2 separate regions of the Mus musculus genome follow, and region 2 is linked to region 1. A link is a loop called in an ENCODE intact Hi-C map of the cell type or tissue named here. Cell type or tissue: heart. All regions are shown on one strand. Links, peaks and the distances in the headings refer to the core of each region. The heading gives the core; the rest is flanking DNA.

The links. Hi-C counts contacts between places; a loop is a spot of excess contacts. Peaks named below come from ENCODE experiments on the same cell type or tissue, not always from the same donor. Only the 100,000 strongest peaks of a DNase experiment are listed, where the experiment ranks them.
Region 2: it touches region 1 in a loop (2.6-fold over the local background); 4 of 42 quality-filtered maps call a loop at or near these places.

Annotation. Positions count from the first base shown.
Region 1 is chr9:56,502,260-56,511,363 of GRCm38, reverse strand. No RefSeq gene overlaps it. Among named protein-coding and RNA genes, the nearest start is that of Gm31529, 73 kb to the left of the region's middle. In heart, for the core only: CTCF peaks have their summits at 4,989 and 5,194 (motif pointing right); DNase peaks (open chromatin) are centred at 2,283, 4,883, 5,173, 6,153 and 4 weaker places; H3K4me3 peaks cover 2,307 bases; H3K27ac peaks cover 4,403 bases.
Region 2 is chr9:56,320,695-56,329,798 of GRCm38, reverse strand. All of the region lies in intron 2 of Peak1 (pseudopodium-enriched atypical kinase 1), which reads left to right. It overlaps Peak1os (a long non-coding RNA gene), which reads right to left. Exons shown (of 6, transcript XR_003948326.1): 6 at 4,657-5,171. Among named protein-coding and RNA genes, the nearest start is that of Peak1os, 84 kb to the right of the region's middle. In heart, for the core only: no CTCF peak of the experiment used is centred there; a DNase peak (open chromatin) is centred at 4,988; H3K27ac peaks cover 402 bases.

The DNA.
Region 1 (9,104 bases), core at 2,257-7,256:
TAGACCAGGCTGGCCTCGAACTCAGAAATCCGCCTGCCTCTGCCTCCCGAGCGCTGGGATTAAAGGCGTGTGCCACCACCGCCCAGCTCTTGCTCAACAGTTTTACAGATGATAAAATCAAGAAAAAGGAGTTGATGTAGCAAAGCTGACGTCAGTGTTCGCCTAGCCTAGGCCTGGCTTCTCACTCCCAGCAGTCCCCTGCAGATTTACAAAACTGTCCTCAGAAATTTACCTGCCTCTGTCTTATCTTCAGCACCCTGTGGGGATAAAGTAGAGGGAGCTTGAACAAAACTTCAAAAATAGAATATTTCTTGAAATAGAATACCTAAGCTGGGTGTGGTGGCTCACACATGTAATCCCTACCCTTGGAAAGTTAAGGCAGGAGGATCACCATGAGTTCCAAGGCTACGAAGTAAATTCCAGACTCATTTGGGCTAAAGAGTGAGAGTTTATTCCAGCACCTCACTTGGGCAGCACAGTAGAACTACCCTGGTGGCATGGGTGAGCATGTCCCAGAGCATGAGCACCAGAGAGCTGGCCCTGCTGCCGCCTTGCCGCCTTGCACACACGCACACAAGCACACACGGCAGGCAGGAGAGCTGGCCTACCCTGAAGTTGTGAGACCAGGAGAGCTGGCCCTGGTGGCATGGGCACTGGAGAACTGGCCCCACCCTTGCCTGGGCAAAGCAGGAGAGCTAGCTGCTTCCATCCAGGCCCATACCCAGGGCTTGAGTTGGCCCCACCAATCTATGAAATGCTGGAGCACATAGAAGATTCCAAAGTTGCAGAATCTCCATGATACAGGGCAAAAACAGAATATCTGAAAGGAGTCCTGACGAGGATCCAGTATTGATAGCATAGCAGAAGCCAGAGGCCTGGAACCAGACCAATGACTCATTGCAACGAACATTTGCAAGTGAAGATGTTTGGGCAAAAGGGTGTACTGTGGGACACACCTCCACAACAAGATTTATTTTATTTTTTGTTTTATTTGTTGGGGGAGGTTGCAAGGGAGGAGGGTGTATATGAATGGACAGGGAGATGAGTGGGTGGGATTGGGGTACATGGTGGGAAATTCACAAAGAATCAAAAGGAGAGAGAGAGAGAGAGAGAGAGAATTTGTCTTTGCTTGTGACTTGTATTGAATATGGTTTGGGAAACCTCGCTTGCCCATTCTGCTCTAGAGGCAAAATAGAAACTAGATTGGTCTGGGAAGGTGCTGAGGCTAGACCCTGTTGGGCACCTAAGTTCAGGATAACAACAACAACAAACCCTAGTTTTGTTTCAAATCCAAGTTAGCGGTTGGAATCTATAATATTTATTTGTTATGTGTGTGTGTCAGGATCTCTCACTTGAACCCAGGGCTTGCCAATTTGACCTAGTCTAGCTAGCCAGATTGTTCCAAACTTCCTGTTGCTGCCTCTTAAGTGCTGGGATCACTGGAGGGCTGCCCTGTCTACCTAGCATTTAGGTGTGTATTAGAGTTGTGAGGCAAAGAAGTCATGTCCCCATCGCCTGGAATCTATAATATTTGGATATCCCTTGACTGGATCCCTCTTCCAAGAGAGTGGCTGTCAAGTCCCCAGGGAGGGTGTATGTACAGAATGTGCCTTATTATTGAAAGGGAAAGGCTTAGGGAGGAGAGGTTGGGTTTAAACTTGAGCCACCTAAAGCCTCAGAAGTGAGACGTCAAGTAGACCACTGAACATCCGGGCCCTGAGTTGAAGCTGAAGTTGGAGGAGATATTTTAAACAGTGGATTAGTCAAATCTGTTCTGTTCAGGAAGGAATGTAGAGACAGGAGCAGCTGAGCCTCACTGAGAGGATCAAGAGAGCCAGAGAAGCAGGAACACACAGCCGGCTGCTTGTTGAAAGCCACAGGGAGGAGGAAGGTGTCTTTGCAGAAGGGGCTAACTGTACCTAGCAATACCGAGGCCCTGAAGACGAGTACTGTTGGGAATTGTGGTAACATGAAGGACTCTCGTGCCCTCACCACCAGCATGGGTGTGGAGCCGCAGAGGAAGGAGGTGACATCAACAAGTCTTCAGAGACACTGTAACCTTTGCAAAATGGTCGAAATGAAGCATTAGTCATAAAGATGAGGGATTGGACTAAACAAACTTGTACCCAGCGCCTACTGTGTTCCAGGCACAATGCCAAGGTCCAAGAATGCAGAGGCAGGGAGACAGGCCTGAATAACCACGCTCCAATATGCTTAACCCAGAAAGGCATAAACAGCAACTGGGCCAGCAACGGAGAGGTTGGAGCTGATGGCTCAGGACCAGGAACAGAGTCAGTACAGTGAGACCCCTGTGCTTGGAGATATGAGAGATAAAAGAAAGCCCTGCTCAGCAATGGGGCAGAGGCTTTCAAAATCACAAAGTTGTGCAAGAAAGGGTGTGTGTGTGAGAGATAGCAGCTGGCCAAATGTGACCTCCGGGAGTGACAACGGGCAGAGGGAGCTGAGGAAGATGCATCTGATGAGTGAAGCGCTGCCTGCTTAGCCTGTGTGCCCTGTACTTTAGTGACACTTCCTGCTGAGTGTACTTGTCCATCCTTGTCACCCCAGAGTTCGGAAAGCAGAGGCAGTGGGGGGGGGCGGGGGGGGGGAGGCGGGGAATCAGTAGCTCAGTCCTCTTCAGCTAAGAAGTGAGTCCAGCTGGAGCTACACAAGACCTCGTGAATTGTGTGTGTGTGTGTGTGTGTGTGTGTTAGAAAAAAAGGAGGGTGGGAGGCCTAGAGAGAGAGAATTCTTTTTTTTTAAAAATAATTTATCTATTTTTAATTTATGTGCATTGGTGCTTTGCCTGTATGCACATCTATGTGAGGGTATCAGATATTGGAGTTACAGACACCTGTGAGCTGCCATGTGGGTGCTGGGAATTGGACCTAGGTCCTCTGGAAGAGCAGTCAGTGCTCTTAACCACTGAGCCATCTCCCTAGCCTATCTCTCTCTCTCTCTCTCTCTCTCTCTCTCTCTCTCTCTCTCTCTCTCTCTCTCTCTTTTAAAAAGAGAGGAATACATGGAAAATAGTCCGGATCCACCAGCTGCATCCCAGGTACCAAGCTACCTAAAATATTTTTTGTTTGTTTTGAGATATTGTCTCACTATGTAACCAAAGTTGACCTCAAACTCTTGATCCTCCTGCCTCAGCCTCCCAAGTGATGATGCTCCTTACATTTTTTGAATTAGTGTTTGAAAGATAAAAAAGACCTGAGTTTATATTATGAATCTGTAAGGTGGTAATTGCTTTCATGGCCTTGGGTCCTTTAACTTGATAGAGACTCGGAGATTTAGGCTAACAGGGATCATTCGGTCATGTACATTAACAGTTTTCCAAGGAGATACAAAAGCGACCAGCTGAGAACCAGAGAACCAGTGCCAACAGCTTTTCTAGGTACACAAGGCAGATTCAAATACCCATTTAACAGATGGCACAAACTAAGTCTGTAAGAAATGCAGACCTGTCTCAGGCCCCAGCAGAGTTAACAGCTGCAGGAAGCAGCTTGCACCATGCTTGGCTATCTCAGTTGGGGAAACGCTAAGCTTGTGAAGGGACCTGGAGCCAAAGGCCCACTGGAGTGGCATGAGGAGGAGGGAAAAGCACTTCAGGTTCAAGTTGCTAGTTTTGCAGAGTGTAAAATTACCGTACAAGTCCTAGAGAATAAACAGAGTTAACACCCCATTAAATACAATGGACTTTCGCCGTGTGCGCCAGACGTGCTAGGACTGAAACTAGCTGAGCGGGAGGGAAATGTATCACACCCGCTGCCTTCATGCTTCCAAAGAAGAAAAATCCAGAGCAGGGGTAAGAAAGCCCCGGCAGCGGCTCTGCAGGCTCAGGGCTGAGGACCCGGTAATGAAGTCTTTCTGGAAGGTAGGAAGGGCTGTGTGCAGTGTGCTATTTTTAAACCTGCTGTAGTGGCAGTTGTATTCCTGCCCTGGCACTTTCTCTTGCAGAGGAGGGGCTCGGGGGAATGCAGCCAGGAATTTAGATGCTATTTATTGTATTTCCTTTTATCAGTCAAATGATTTTCTTATTTCCCACGTAGATAAAGATCTTGCGCTCCCAGCTTCGGCTTGTTGACCTTGTCAGGACCGCTGTGCTGTCTGGAAATTGGTCCCAGAGAGAGAGAGAAGGGCATTGTTGTTAGGGGCTGTTTGGTGGTTTGGGTTTTCAGTCCTCCCAGCAGAGAGGAGCTCAGTTTGCCAAAAATAAACAAATAAAAATCTTCCCCTCAAAACAGAAACTGATTGTCTTATGCCTTCTATTTTTCTCTTGCAAAACTGAAAGGTTGTCCAATAAGTTTGCTTCAGTAGCTTTCTGCACCTGGCTTGGGAGCTTGGGCAGCGCGCGCGCGCGCGCGCGCGCGCACACACACACACACACACACACACACACTTCTCTCCCTCCCCTCTTTCTTCCTCATTTCTTTTCCTTCACCGTTTCCCTTCCTTTCTCCTCCTCTCCCTCTCTTCTTCCTCTTTATCTCCCTCCTTCTCTCTCCCTCCTCCCTCTCTTCCTCCCTACGCCCTTCCTTTTCTCCCATTTTCTACCTCTTTCCTCTCTCCTTCTCCCCTTCTCTCCTTCTCTCGCTCTCTGTCGTTTCCCCTCCCTCAACCCGGCGAATCGACTCTGGCAGTGCTGCAGAGCCTTCTTCTTGGCAGGAAACAGGGCAGAGGGCGGGGCCTCCCTCTGTCTGTGTTGCCAGCTCCTGGAGGTGGAGATGCCAGTATGCCTGAGCTGAGCCATGGCAGCTTCCACTCTGCTGGAAGCCTCGGAGGCAGCCAGGCCTCTGCCAGCGCCTTCCAAGGGCACAATGAGGCCACAGGGCTGCCTCTCGGCCAGAGGCCTCCTCGTGGGCACGCTGCCCCTATTGTCTCGCCTGGCTTGGGATTGCTGGCTAGGTTCTCATGCAGAAGTCAGCGCCACTGCCTCTCACCTCGGAACTAGCTCAGCAGATGCTGCGGGAGGCTGGAGTTTTATAGCAAATCCTCATTTTTGGCTGGCTCGCAGCTACAGAACATCAAAAGAACCAGCTAGTCCGAGGGCAGCCAGCCTCTTGCAGGCTCGCAGTGGGAAGAAAAAGGAGGTGCAAGGCCTCCAGCATGCCACGGTGAGCCAAGGTTTTAACCAGGAACTTGCTTTCCAGACCCCTCGGGTCCTTTCCCTCCACCGCGGTGCTGTCTGATCTGGACAGCAGAGGGCGCTGCTTCCTCTGACAGCACAGCGACCCAGTCTGGCTTCCCACATCTGGAAATGGGCTCTACCACTCTTACGAAATACCAGAGAGCCGGGGATCTGTCTGTGTGAGACGTGCTGGCACCCGAATGCACACGCATACACATCATGAATTCCACTTTCTCATGAGTTAGATTTCCCGTGAAGAGCGCTTGTGGAATGTGGGGAATTTGCCTTGCCAAGGCGGCCAGCACATCCTATTCTTGGGCTTGTCTGGCCCAGGTTGGAATGCTTGGATGGACCACCCTCTGGTCTGAAGCCTTTACCCTCCCCTCCCACGTGGAGAGGGGAAGAAAAATGGGAGACCTCCCAGATCTTTTTCTCAAGGGAAGAAAATTAAAAATGTTCAGCGCTGACCTTATAGGCCTTCCTGATGAAAGCAGATGTGGACAGCCAAGCAGCTTCCTAATTACAAGAGATTAGGAACGCCAAAGTGACAAGCCAAGGATGGAGGAGGACAGGGCTGAAGCCAGCCAAAAGCCCTCGTTGCTATTCTGAGTCTGCTCTCCAGACTTCTGAAAGCTGCATGCATTTAAATGTCCACATTTTCTGCAGAAGCCAGAAATCTCTACTTCTCTTGGCCAAACAACACATCAGTCTAATATGGTGTGAGAGAAATATGTTACATTCTTTTATGAACAGAATGTTAACATCAACCAGAATCAATATTTATATCCAAGAACACAATGAACTGGCTTGTTTTGGACTGCACGAGTTTAAGACTGGGACATTGGGAAAGAGTGGGGGGCCCTTCCCTCCCCACCCCTGAAAGACAGACAGGCTGAGGCTCAGGCATCCCAAAAGCGTTCTGCTTGGAAGTCTGGCCTTGGGTCCTTTCCCTGCCCTGCAGGGCTCCTGTCTCTTGGGATTGTAAGAAGAAACCAGAGCAGCAGGCGAAGCCGGATTCCATGATGAGGTGCAGGATGTGAACCCGCATCCTGTAGGCAGGTCAAGGCCTCCTCCTGTCAAGCTAGGAGAGAAGGGCCAGGGCCAGGCCTGCATCCGGCCTTTCCTGCTGAACTCAGACTACTAGGTGCTGACACAGGACAGAGGGACACTCGGAAGCTGACAAGGACCAGAAGGGAGTGTTGCCCCTATGTAGGTGGATTTTTTTTTTTTTTTTTTTTTTTGGACCAGGCAGTTACTTTCAGGTGAGGCAGGGGCTGGGAAAGAGGCCGAAGCATCCCTACCTCCATCAAATAAATGTCTTTATTCCTTCACATTGACTTTTTTTTTTTCTTCCAACTTTTCCTCCTCTGGAGTCAGCTACTTGCTCCCTGCATGTAAAATCTTTACCTAATTAAAACAAAAACAAAGGTCTTTCCCAGATGATCTTGTGTTTCCTGGCAACACTGAATCTCAAAAGGGAACTTCCTCTCCACCCTCGCAACCCATGGACTCAACGGGGGCTCCTTTTCCCCAGCAAACCAGCCCTCTTGGTTTTGTGATGAGGCACTGAGTACTAGACCCTTGCAGCAACCGCACTTGTCTCTCATTAAATACCTGCAGCTCATTACTGCATACCCTGCAGCAATCCTCACTGCCTTAATAGACGAGATCTTCAGGAACGATCCTTTGGTTGAGAGTGAAGATTAAGGCATGATTAATCTTGGCCCCCTTTAACTGTGGGTCAAGTCTTCAGAGTGGGAAACCCCTCGGGGCATGACCACAGCTGATAATCTTTTTGTAGTCTCCAGCCTTTCCCCAGGTGTTTAGTTGCTGCCCCGTGCTTGGCTCATCCTGTAGCCTTCACCCAGATCTTTTCTATCTTGAGACAGGGTCTCACTCTGTAGTGCTAGCTGGCCTGGAACTCACTATGGAGATCAGGCTGCTTCAGCCTCCTGAGTGTTGGGATGCTAAGCCTATCCTGCCATGCCCAGCTTTTCATACAGTTCCAAGAGACAAACAGGAAACATCCCAAGCACACTTGCTATAAAATCAGCCAACATAAACAGATACTGCCACGCCAGAGGAACGTCTGGAGTATTCTTTCCAGATGCACAAGTTCCCTTGTTGAATCTCTTGCAGGAAGCATATGCAAGAACAGGCTCTAATAACTGCAGAGATGCTAGCTGATCTAAGCTAGCTAGAAAAGCTCCTCTGTCCATGTGCTCTTCTGGAGTCAAGGGAAGGGGAGCATAGTCATGGTTGGGGTAAAGCAAAGTTTGAACATGAAATCTTTACCAGGGGCAGGAGAGCTCATAGGTGACCTGGCTCCCTGTAAGTCTACCCCGTGTTACTCCATGTCCAAACTTAGCTCTCAAGAGTAGCCCATTAACAGAGATGCTTTGGCACTTCTTTACAGTAAACGAACACACCACAAAGACCTTGCTTCCAGCCACTTCTATCTGCCCCAGCCTGCCTTCCCCCAGCTCTCCAGAGGGCCTGCCCATCAGAGCCTCTCTTCCCACCCCGCCCACCTATAACCCCTGCTGCATTTTGCTCTTTCTTTATCTCTCTCTGGGATTACAGGCATTCTCCACTCTGCCCATCTTAGACATGTTATTTATGGCTTTGTGGGGGAGCACAAGCATGTCTATATGACACACTTTAAATATTTTGATAGCTATCTTCTAATATAGTGGATTTCTTAACATTTTTTCATGTTATTTTGAGACACCGTGTAGCCCTGGCTGGCTGGGAACTTTGTAGACCAGGTTGGTCTCAAACTTGGTGAGATCCACCTGTCCCTGGCTCCTGGATGCTGGGATTAAAGACATGTGCCTGCACATCTGGCTAACTTCTTCTTTTTTGTAATGTAGTTGAAAACATTGCTTCTAGAAGGGCTGATCCATACATAGCCCCTACTGGATTGCCACAGGGATTCATGACAAAAAAAACCAAAAAAAGACTATGATCCTCTGAGCTAGTTTATTATCTTCTCATGCTATTGCTTTGCAAAACCAGCTGTGATTATTTTTCCCTCTGCTACAAAATAAGGTCCCTTAGCATGGCGTTTGGTGCTTATTACAACCCACTTCCCAAACACTTCACTGTCTGCAGTACCTGCCCCCCCCCCCCCCATCACTCTGTCAAGCGCTCTACCACAGAGCAACCTGGCCATTTCTAGTTTCTTTTAAAAAGCCCCCTATGGACCTCCCTGTAGCACAACCATCGAAACCTTCCTTTGTATTTTCCAGGACTCTCTGCTCACAGCTGTTTGATCACTTATCAGACCCCACTGTAGCTGGCTTCCGTGTCTTTGTTTTTATTGTTGTACTATGAACTAGCTCCCAGAGGAGAGGGACTTCCTCAGCTTTCCACCCAAAGTGCATGGAAATGTCCAAATGGAATGGATGACTATATCTAAAACATTCGCTCTCCCGAGCTTTGAGGGAAACCCAGTGGCCACATTAGTCTGCCTTAAAAAGACTGAGAACTGCTTTTCATAAATAGAAGGCTACTTAAAACATCCACTGACCAGGAATAAAAGAGGCTAGCATCTCACGTTCCATGCTCGGACCCAGCTGACGTGAGGAGGGTAAAATCATCTCAGCAGCCATTTGCTCTGGGCAGCATCTCCCGTGTCTTCTCGTATTACCCTTCCTTGAATGATGCCAAATGTATTTCTGGCCAGTCTCCCCGGCACACGCTGCATTGCTTCCCAGTCTCTTCTAGTCATCAGCTTATGGTATGATTTTATGATTTTTATATCCTACAACACTCAGCTGCTTTTGGCCAATCTTAAACAAAGGCAGATGCGAGGTTTTAAATTTTCTTTTCCTAAGGAGCTTGAAGAATTAAAAAGGAGACCGTTCCTTAATTTCATAGTTGAGTGAGCAGCTCGGGTAAGTGAGCCTACGTGTGCCTATGCACTGAGCAAGGAAGGAATGTCCTCAAACAGTGACCTGCCGCTAGCAGC
Region 2 (9,104 bases), core at 2,373-7,372, 180 kb after region 1:
CTGACTTCTCAATATTGGGATCATAAGCACATGCCACGCTACTCTACATTTCCGTGTGGGTTCAGAGGAGCAAAGTGAGGTCCTTGCAGTAGCAGGGCTTTGCCATCTTAGCCCCAAGCTCATTTAGGTCTTCTTTGATGCCACTCATGTTCACTAAATCTGAGAATGGCTGTGAAGAAATTATGGATGCTGGTTTCTATGTGCATGCATGTTTTAGTATGATCGATCTAAGCACCCAGGCAACAAAATGTCTGAATGTTGCTTCCTTTCTGAACAGAATATTATAAATTTAACATGGCACTAGAGTGGGAAGAGCAGAGGAAACTCGGAGTGAGTGTGTGTTATGAACATGGGCATGGCCATTTTACAGACCTTAGCCTCAGACTCTTGGGAAGATGGCAAAGTCCCCCATGCCCTGCCCTCGCAGGGGTGAGGATCAGAAGAGTGGCAAAGCCTTCTTCTAGAACATGTGCAAATGTGAATAGTGAGTGTAGAAAATGTCCATCTAGCCCTCTTTCCCCTTCTGGACATTTACAGCTTGAAGACTGCTCCCCCACAGAGATTGCTACTGAGATTAGCCACCCTTGACTCCTTGTTCAGCTGTATATACTACTCCTGCTTCCTTGTGTATCTGTGCAATAACCCTACTTCCATCGCTCAACTGTATGTAATAAATACACTGGTGTGCAGGATGTTGTGGTTTCTCCGCCAGAGAGCCCAGTCCCCTCTCCATCTGAGCCAGGTCTGTCCCTGAAGCCGTGACAAAGATATGGCAATGGAAGTTATAGAAAGATCTTAATTGGTTTTCTTCTTTCAGATATACTTAACAGTTAAGCCATTCAGTATTACTCAGGACATCATTAATATCTTATTATGCTTGCAAGAATTCAAAGGGTTGAGTCCAATTTTCATAAATAGAAAGATAGGCAATGAACAAGAATTACAGAATCTATGTTGACTTATATTTTGTAGCTCATTTTATAAATAGTTGCTCTGCTACTTGAATTTATCAGGGAAAAAAGTATCAAGTAAATATAAACATTCAAATACTAATTCAATATTTGGGTACCATGTATGCCACAATTTTTTATTTCTCAATGTGAAATTAGATTATTTTCACAGATACTTAAAGATTACTATGCTGCATACAATTGAAAGTTATTGAAATAGATAATCATTTGCTCTTGGGCCTTTTAAAAATGAAAAATGTAGCTCCAACTCCAAATATAAACAAACAAACAAAAACCCCAAAGGCCATTAGCTGCAGTTTTTTTCTTGCATATGAATAAATTTGCATCAGAATTATATAAATTATCTTTCCAGCTTTGCTTGTTTTTTATATATTGCCAGAACATTTTGATTCAAGATTTGATATTCTGAAATGTGGCTGTTCTGCAGATTTACAAGAACAATGAAAGACTATTAAAAAGATCAGGGAGTCCACATCCCTTGTTTTATTAGGATTCATTCTTGTCATAGATTCCATTAGCTTGGACAAATATATAATGACACATTATAATGTGTACTTTATCATAATGTCATATAGAGGACTTTCATGACCTGAGATCTTCAGTGTCCTGTTTAGTCATCCCTCTGTTCTCTCCCATTATTTTGTTTTTGTTTTTTCTGTTTCCATAGTTCCATAGTTAGATGCAAGCAATGTGGTCAGTTCAGTTTGACTTGTTTTTAACCTATTATAGGTAAAGATACTTTGACTTTCTTTTTTAGCAAAAGATTCTTGCTGGGCTGTGGAGGTCACACCCTTAGTCCCAGCACTGAGGAGGCAGAGGCCAGTGGGTCTCCGAGTTCAAGGCCAGCCAGGGCTACTCAGAGACACCCTGTCTTGAAAAACCAAAGTGTTGGGGTAGGGGTGGGGGTATAAAATGATTTTTACTTTTAGATAATGTAAGTAAGCCTTATAAAAGAATTCACAAATTAGGAAGTTACAGACATAATGCACAGAGGCCTGTTAGCACTATTCCCTTTATTAGTTACACCTTATTTGACTAATACAGTATTAAAGGCAAGAAACCAATATTGGTGCAAATGAGTATATAGTTCTGTGGCATTGCATCACACCTAGATTCCTGTAGCCAACATTGCATTCCTTTGCTATCATATTATCTTTTTATGTAGCAGTGCCCCTTGCCCTTGTCTGTAGGGGACACTGGGCGGGACCTCCAGTGCGAAGCTGAAAGCAAAGGCACTTGTCATACTGTAAATAAACCATCTTCTGTCCCTATTGCAGATCTTAGTAACTCAGCATGGAACACTTTTCTTTGTTAAATTGAAGACTTTCACCATTTCACTTGAAGTTCCCTTATGGCTTCTCTTTGGTGTTTCTGAAGTGTTAGCCTCATTATTGTTAATGAATTCTCTTTCATCCTTTGCTTCAGTACTGATTTCTTTTGTTCAGTCTAGCCACAGATTTCTTAGTGTTATTAATACTTGCTCAAAAAAAACCAAAACAAAACAAAACAGTCTTCAGTTTCATGGATTTTTCTCTGGTTTTCGGCTGGCTATTTTATTTATTTGTTTAGTTTTTGTTATTATCCACTTATTTTGATTTAATTTGCTTTCCCCCACCCCATAGAATCTTAGGCAATTGCTTTTAGTCTTTTACCTCCTTAATAAAAGTAGAAGAAACTATAAATGTGCTCAGAACATCTTAGGAGAAGTATCTCGCAGATTTTGTATTTAGATTTCCACTTTTATTTGACTCAAATTATTTTATATTTTCCTATGATTTTCTCATTTACTGTATAGATTATTTTAGAAGTATATTGTTTGATTTCTGAATGTTTGGGGCTTTGTAGAATCTCTCTCTTGCTGTTTTCTGACTTGATTTCATGTGGTTTCCGTTCCTTCGGTTTATACAGCCTTATTCTTGTTGAGGCAGCGGTGTGTTCTGAGAAACGCCTTGGTCATCCTAAAGGCGCTGCGCTGCTGTGGACCAGTGTTGAGTGATGCTCTGTGTTGAGCGATGCTCAGTGTTCAGTGATGCTCAGCTTTCTCAGATCTCCCTCCTGTGTGTTTGGAACACTTGTTCTTTTAGTTCATGGGAATCTGGTGTCTTCTGCAGTGCTGGCATCTGCCCATGGTTTCTGACAGCTTTTGCTTCACTCATTTTGTACCTCTGGCGTGCACACTTAGGATTTCCCCACTTTTTGAATAAATTCTCTTGTAGACTCTAAAATGCCCTTCAATCTCTGACAATAAGTCTTCTACTGTACTTTATATAAATGGGGCTGTTCCATATTAACATTAAAGGGTTTTTGTCTTTCTAATTTAAACCTGTTGCCTTATTTTTGTGTGTGTGTTGAGGGGGGTCAAGGGGAATAATATATGTTTGGATCTTAAACATTTTATGTCTTAATTATTTACTTGGAGATTTTGTTGTTGTTTTGTTTTGAGACATGATCTTGCTATGTAGCCCAGGCAAGCCCAAACTCAAAATTCTATGTCCCATTCCTCTTACATGGGTCACCATGACCCAGTTATAAAGTGGGCCCTATACATTGAAGATTTAGAGCAAGACATGTACAGCTGTGGTAGTAGAGCACTTGCTTAGCATGTACAAGGCTGTGGATTTAGTCCTAGCTCGATATGGAAGATAATTTATGTTTAATATATTAATAGGTTTTGTATTGAATCTGTCCCCTCACTAGTTTGTTCTCTGTTACTCATCCCTTCAAAGTAATCATGCTGTTAGATTCTGTTTAGTTTCTTTTCTTGGTTCATTTGGGCCACCATCAGTTTATTTTCGAGTCTATGTCCTTGGCTTTTGTTGTTTTAGTTCTTGCTCTATGAATGTAATACATCTCTTTTCTTAGAACGGCATCACATCGTGCCTCATAAGATGTGGTTTTTACAAGAGTGGTTTTTTTCCACTATGTCAGTTTTTGGTTTTTCTTTTGATTTTTGGTGTGTGTGTGTACACGTAACAAGTATGATACACTTGTTAAGATCGAAAAGCAAGTTTGTGAAGTAACTTTGTGGAGTCCTCTATCATGTGAGTCCTGGCCATCAAATCTTCAAGCTTGGTGGCAAGTGCCTTCACTCCCTAAGCCATCTCTCTAGCCTACCCTTAAATTTTTTTTCCTCCCCTCTTGCTCTCTGCACTTCCCTTTAGGTAAATTTTGTTGCTCTGTCTGTAAGTTCACCAATGCCTCTTTTCTTCAGAATATAAACTATTCTTTGTCTATTCCACGCAATTTCCTCTTAAATCTTAAATTTTTATTTGTCCATTTTGTTTTGAAAATCCTCAAATTCACTTACACTCACCGTGTTCCTGTTTTCATTCATATCCTGGACCATTCGAAGAATAGAATTAAAGAATCACTTTATATGTTTGTTGCCTGCTAATTGTCTCATTTCTTAGTGTCTCTAGATGGATATTTTCCTGGTTATGAATTACAGTTTTACTGCCTCTTAAAATATCCAGTAGTTTCATTAAATGACAGATAGCTGTGAATTTTCTATTCCTATTAAATTTTGTTTCTTTAAAGAACATTGGACTTTCCCTAAAAGACAACTTGCTAATTGCATACTAATTTGTTGCCTTCTAGCCTAAGCTCAGATGACTTCCATACAAGTTCAGAGTAGTCCCCCCCCCCCTCCCCCAAGGCTGTGATGTGTCTGTGATGTGGCCCATCTGTGGTCCTCCTGGTTGGTTTGTATATTCAGTAAGGTTTTTCCCTTCATGCTAGAGAGAATTTGTTAATTTTCTGCTCAGTGTCAGCTTTGAGAATCATTTATGTTTTTATTCCTTGTTAACTTTATTTCCTCGGACTTTCATCCTTTCGGGAAATGCTACCGTTGCATACAAGTGTTCGTATAGCTGACACTCAGGAACCCGGTCCCGATTCTAGGAAACCCGTTCGCCCTCTCAGCAGCTCTGCTGTGTGATCTTCAGCCACACCGGTCTCCTCCAGTGTTCTGCTCAAGTTGACAGGATTGCAAGGCTCTGTTTGGTTCTTACTGCGTTGCAGTGGAAACCGCTTTTTGCCGGAGAGGGAAGCTCTTTCTTCCTTCTCTGTAGTCCTGGTCCCCACGCCTGAGTCTGAAATGGTCTTTTCCTGTTTTCTTTACCATGTGGTTCTTGTTTGCAGTGGGAGGATCATTCCAGACGTGTTTACTCCCTCGTGGTCAAAAGCAGATGTGGAATCATTCTAGAACGAGTTATAACACCTTTGCAAAATTCCAAAACTCTCAGATTCCAAAGCTATTTTTAATCACTATTGTTATGAATAATCTTGTTTCTACTGTGGAAATGTTATTTACATTTCAACTCAAAAAGCCCATTACAACTTTAAATCAGAACTGGTCAGAAGACAATGATGTGTCATACCTAACAAATTTTATAACTCAACAAAAAAGGGTTTTTTTTTTTTTTTAGTATAAAACTGACTTCATATTATTGGATAATAACTGTAAATATAAAAATACTATTTAACGTTTCCTTACAAGTATAAAGGAATAAAGTAGCAGTGGGTAATGACCTAAAATAAACTATTTGACCTAGAGTTTATTTAATTTTTTTTCACATAATATATTTTGATCATGTTTCTCCCTCCTCCCATACTCTGCCCAGCTCCCTACCCACCCAAACCTATCTTCTCGTCATCTCTGTCTCTTACTCTCACTCTATCCAAAGAACAAAAAGAAATAAAACAAACAAAAAAAGCCTACCGAGAAACGCCCATTAAGGCCGTTAGCATTTTAAACCGTATTTCCTCTTACATTGGAGGATAGTGATACTGAACTGAACTTAGATTGTGTCAGGAGTTGGAAAACATTAATTATAAAGGGAGACTTTGCAGGCAGTCAGCTTACTATGCTCTGGTCGCTACTTACCCATGCCCTTATATAGTTCAAAAGCAACCGGAGATGATACATAAACAAAAGAACTGGAAACCTTATTTTTAGATAATGAACTTTAAATCTCATATAATTTTTATGCTCAAAATACTCTCCTTTTGATTTTTTCAATTGTTTTAAAATATAAAAACTATTTTTAGCTTGTAGACTATAAATAAGCAGGTGACAAGTTTGGCTTGGCTCCTAGCTCATGGCTTTGACTATGCCTGCTCTGTCTAACTATATTTTCCAGTGAGATGTTGGATTCCCAGGAGATTGATGCGTTGTACTTCAGTTGTGATATTTTTACTTAAAACTATCCCCTATTATTAAGTTTAATAATAAAGCAAACATGTTTGGGCCTATAGGACTTTTGAGAGAGACTGTAGTACAGAGGTTATGTTAGGAGCTGGACACGATGGCATGTGTCTGTATTCTCAGTTACTCAGGCTGAGCTGTGGAGTTTGATATCAACCTGAGCAGCATAGTGAGTCACTCAGTGTCTGTCTGTCCCTCTTTCTCCCTGTCTCTTGTCCCTCTCAATAGCTGTCTTTTGCCACTTTGTGGGGTCTTCTTTCTTCCACTATTCTCCACCCTTTCAATTCCTAACACTAGGTTGGAGAGAAAGAGATTCTTAAATCTAATTTCTTTCTTTTTGTTTCTTCTTCGACCATGACTACTACCAAACAGCAACCAACCCTCCCAAATGACCAACTTTGACCAGCCCTGCTTCTCTGGGGCCCTGGCCTTTATATACCTTATGAAAAATCCCCAGAATTCCAAATGCCACATATTGCAGAAGCTATCTGCAATTATTTGCAATATTAATGTTGCAAAACCATGCCTCTGTTAGAGCACAAGACAGTTCATAGTCAGCTGCTAGGGACACTGAAGCAGCACATCCCACACCTGGGATTACAGTGTAAACCTATTATAATAGTTCTGTCTTTTTTTAAAGAAACCAAAATTCTGTCTTTGTCTCTCTGTCTGTCTCTATCTCCCTGACACATACTCCCTCTTTCATATACACGCATGTATGCACGCATGGTGGCAGAGGCATCTGGCATCCTCTGTTAGGAAGAAAAGAGAGGCAAATTCTGTTGTTCAATTCACTTTTGGTCCCAGTCCTTAAATTGATGGCACAGTTATTTAGAGTAGGTCTTCCCAGCACAGTTAACCCAGTCTAGAAATTTCCTTATAGGCTTGTCTCCTAGGTGAATCTAGATCTGTCAGGTTGACATGACAGTCACTGTTATCCATCACAGTTATTTTGTGATGAAGTTGACTTTGTTTTAATAAACAAAAGGTTCTGAGTTCGAGGCCAGCCTGGTCTACAAAGTGAGTTCCAGGACAGCCTGGGCTATACAGAGAAACCCTGTCTCGAAAACACCAAAAAAAAAAAAAAAAAAAAAAAAAAAATGGAAAAGAAAAGATTTTAAACTTCATATCAATTCCACTTACAAGATTCTGGATTTTCTAATCCCTAGTTTTCAATCCTGGACCAAAGCTTCTTTGATTATTGCCTGCTCTTCTGGAATGCCTTCTGCATATCTTGGTTGGCCCATAGAATAGAAAATATATTTGAAAGCCTTGATTGTCCTGAACTCACTAGCTTTGTAGACCAGGCTAGCCTTGAGAGATCTGCTTGCTTCTGCCTTTGCCTCTTGAATGCTGGGATTAAAAGCATGTGCCAACCACCACCTGGTTTTAAACATGTTTCAAACAGAGTTAGTTCTTGTCTTTAACACCAACTTTAACCACAGCAAGTTCTAAATATATAATTTATTTATATGTGGTTGGCTGAAAGATGAGTAAGTAAAAAGAACCTGTTGCATAATTTGTGCTGATATCTAATATGCTAACATAAAAATCATCAACAGTACAATGTAAATAGCTGTACACAGAAATACTTACTCTTTAATCATTTTAGAATGTATGTGTGTGTATACATATATGTGTCTGTGTGTGTGTGTGTGTGTGTGTGGAGAGAGAGAGAGAGAGAGAGAGGGAGAGAGAGAGAGAGAGAGAGAGAGAAAGAGAAAGAGAGTTATAAAAATAGTTTATTCCCTGGATGATTTAAGAGTAACTTACTAACTTTGTGACCCACTACCTCTGAATACTTTGTGACCCATTACCTCTGAATCTGTGGGTTGCGATCCTTTTGGCAAACTTCTATCTCCAGAACTACTTATATTACATTTCATGACAGTAGCAAAGTTTGGTTTGGGGTCACCCACCACAACATGTGGAACTGTACTAAAGGTCTCAGCCTTTGGAAGGTTGAGAACGACTGTTCTAGAGTATATTTTCTAAAACGGTGTTATCACAATATACAATTACACAATAAAAAATTTAACTCTACATTTGTAGGTTACTCCTGTACAACTCTCTGCAAGCTCTAGAATTTGGTGCTGGAAATCCCCAGAAAGCAGGAAGCCTCAAAACCTACATATATTATACTCCTTTTACATCATTGGCTGACCCTTAACTTCACATGTAATAGAAGACACTCCTAAGGTCTAGTGGAAATTACATCTATAGTGGAAGCTGTTGAGTAGATATTTCTGGTCAGATTTGGAGTTTGGGTCCTTCAAAGTTAGAGATGGTTTGATTATTTGTTTTTGTTTTTAAAAAACAACAGATTTTCCAATTCAAGCTCAAAGCTGTTCTGTTTTTAGTAGTAAGTGCTATCTCCAAGGCTTTAAGGAGTTATCCCAGAATTAAGGGGAAAACTGAAACCTAGCCTCCCTGATAAAACAAGGCTTCAGTTTCTAGAAGCTCAGTATTTAACTTCATGTCAGCAGAGAAGTGAACGTCATTCAAGAAAGATAGAGTCTGTAGTGACTGCAGCACACTATCCATACTGTTCCAGGTCACATGTGATGAGACAGACAAATTACCATATAAGAGGGAAAAAATCTAGATGTTGAGGTCAGTTAACAGTAACTTAAAAATCAGCTATTTTAAGTGTGGTTAAGAAACTTGAAATAGGGCTGTGGGACATCTCAGTTGTTAGAGGAACTTGCTGCTAATCCTGAAGACTTGTGTTTAATCCCTGGAACCCATGAGCTAGAAAGAAAGGACAGACTCCTGCAGGTTCTCCTTTGACCTCTACATCCAACCTCTCCAATAAAGGTGAAGGAAAGGAGCCAGAACTTCCACAAGAAGTTGTGTAACTTCTGCTCCGCAGCTGTACCCTGCAGCCCCAGGCTCTCCGTGTGTTACCAAGGCTAGGCTTAGACTCA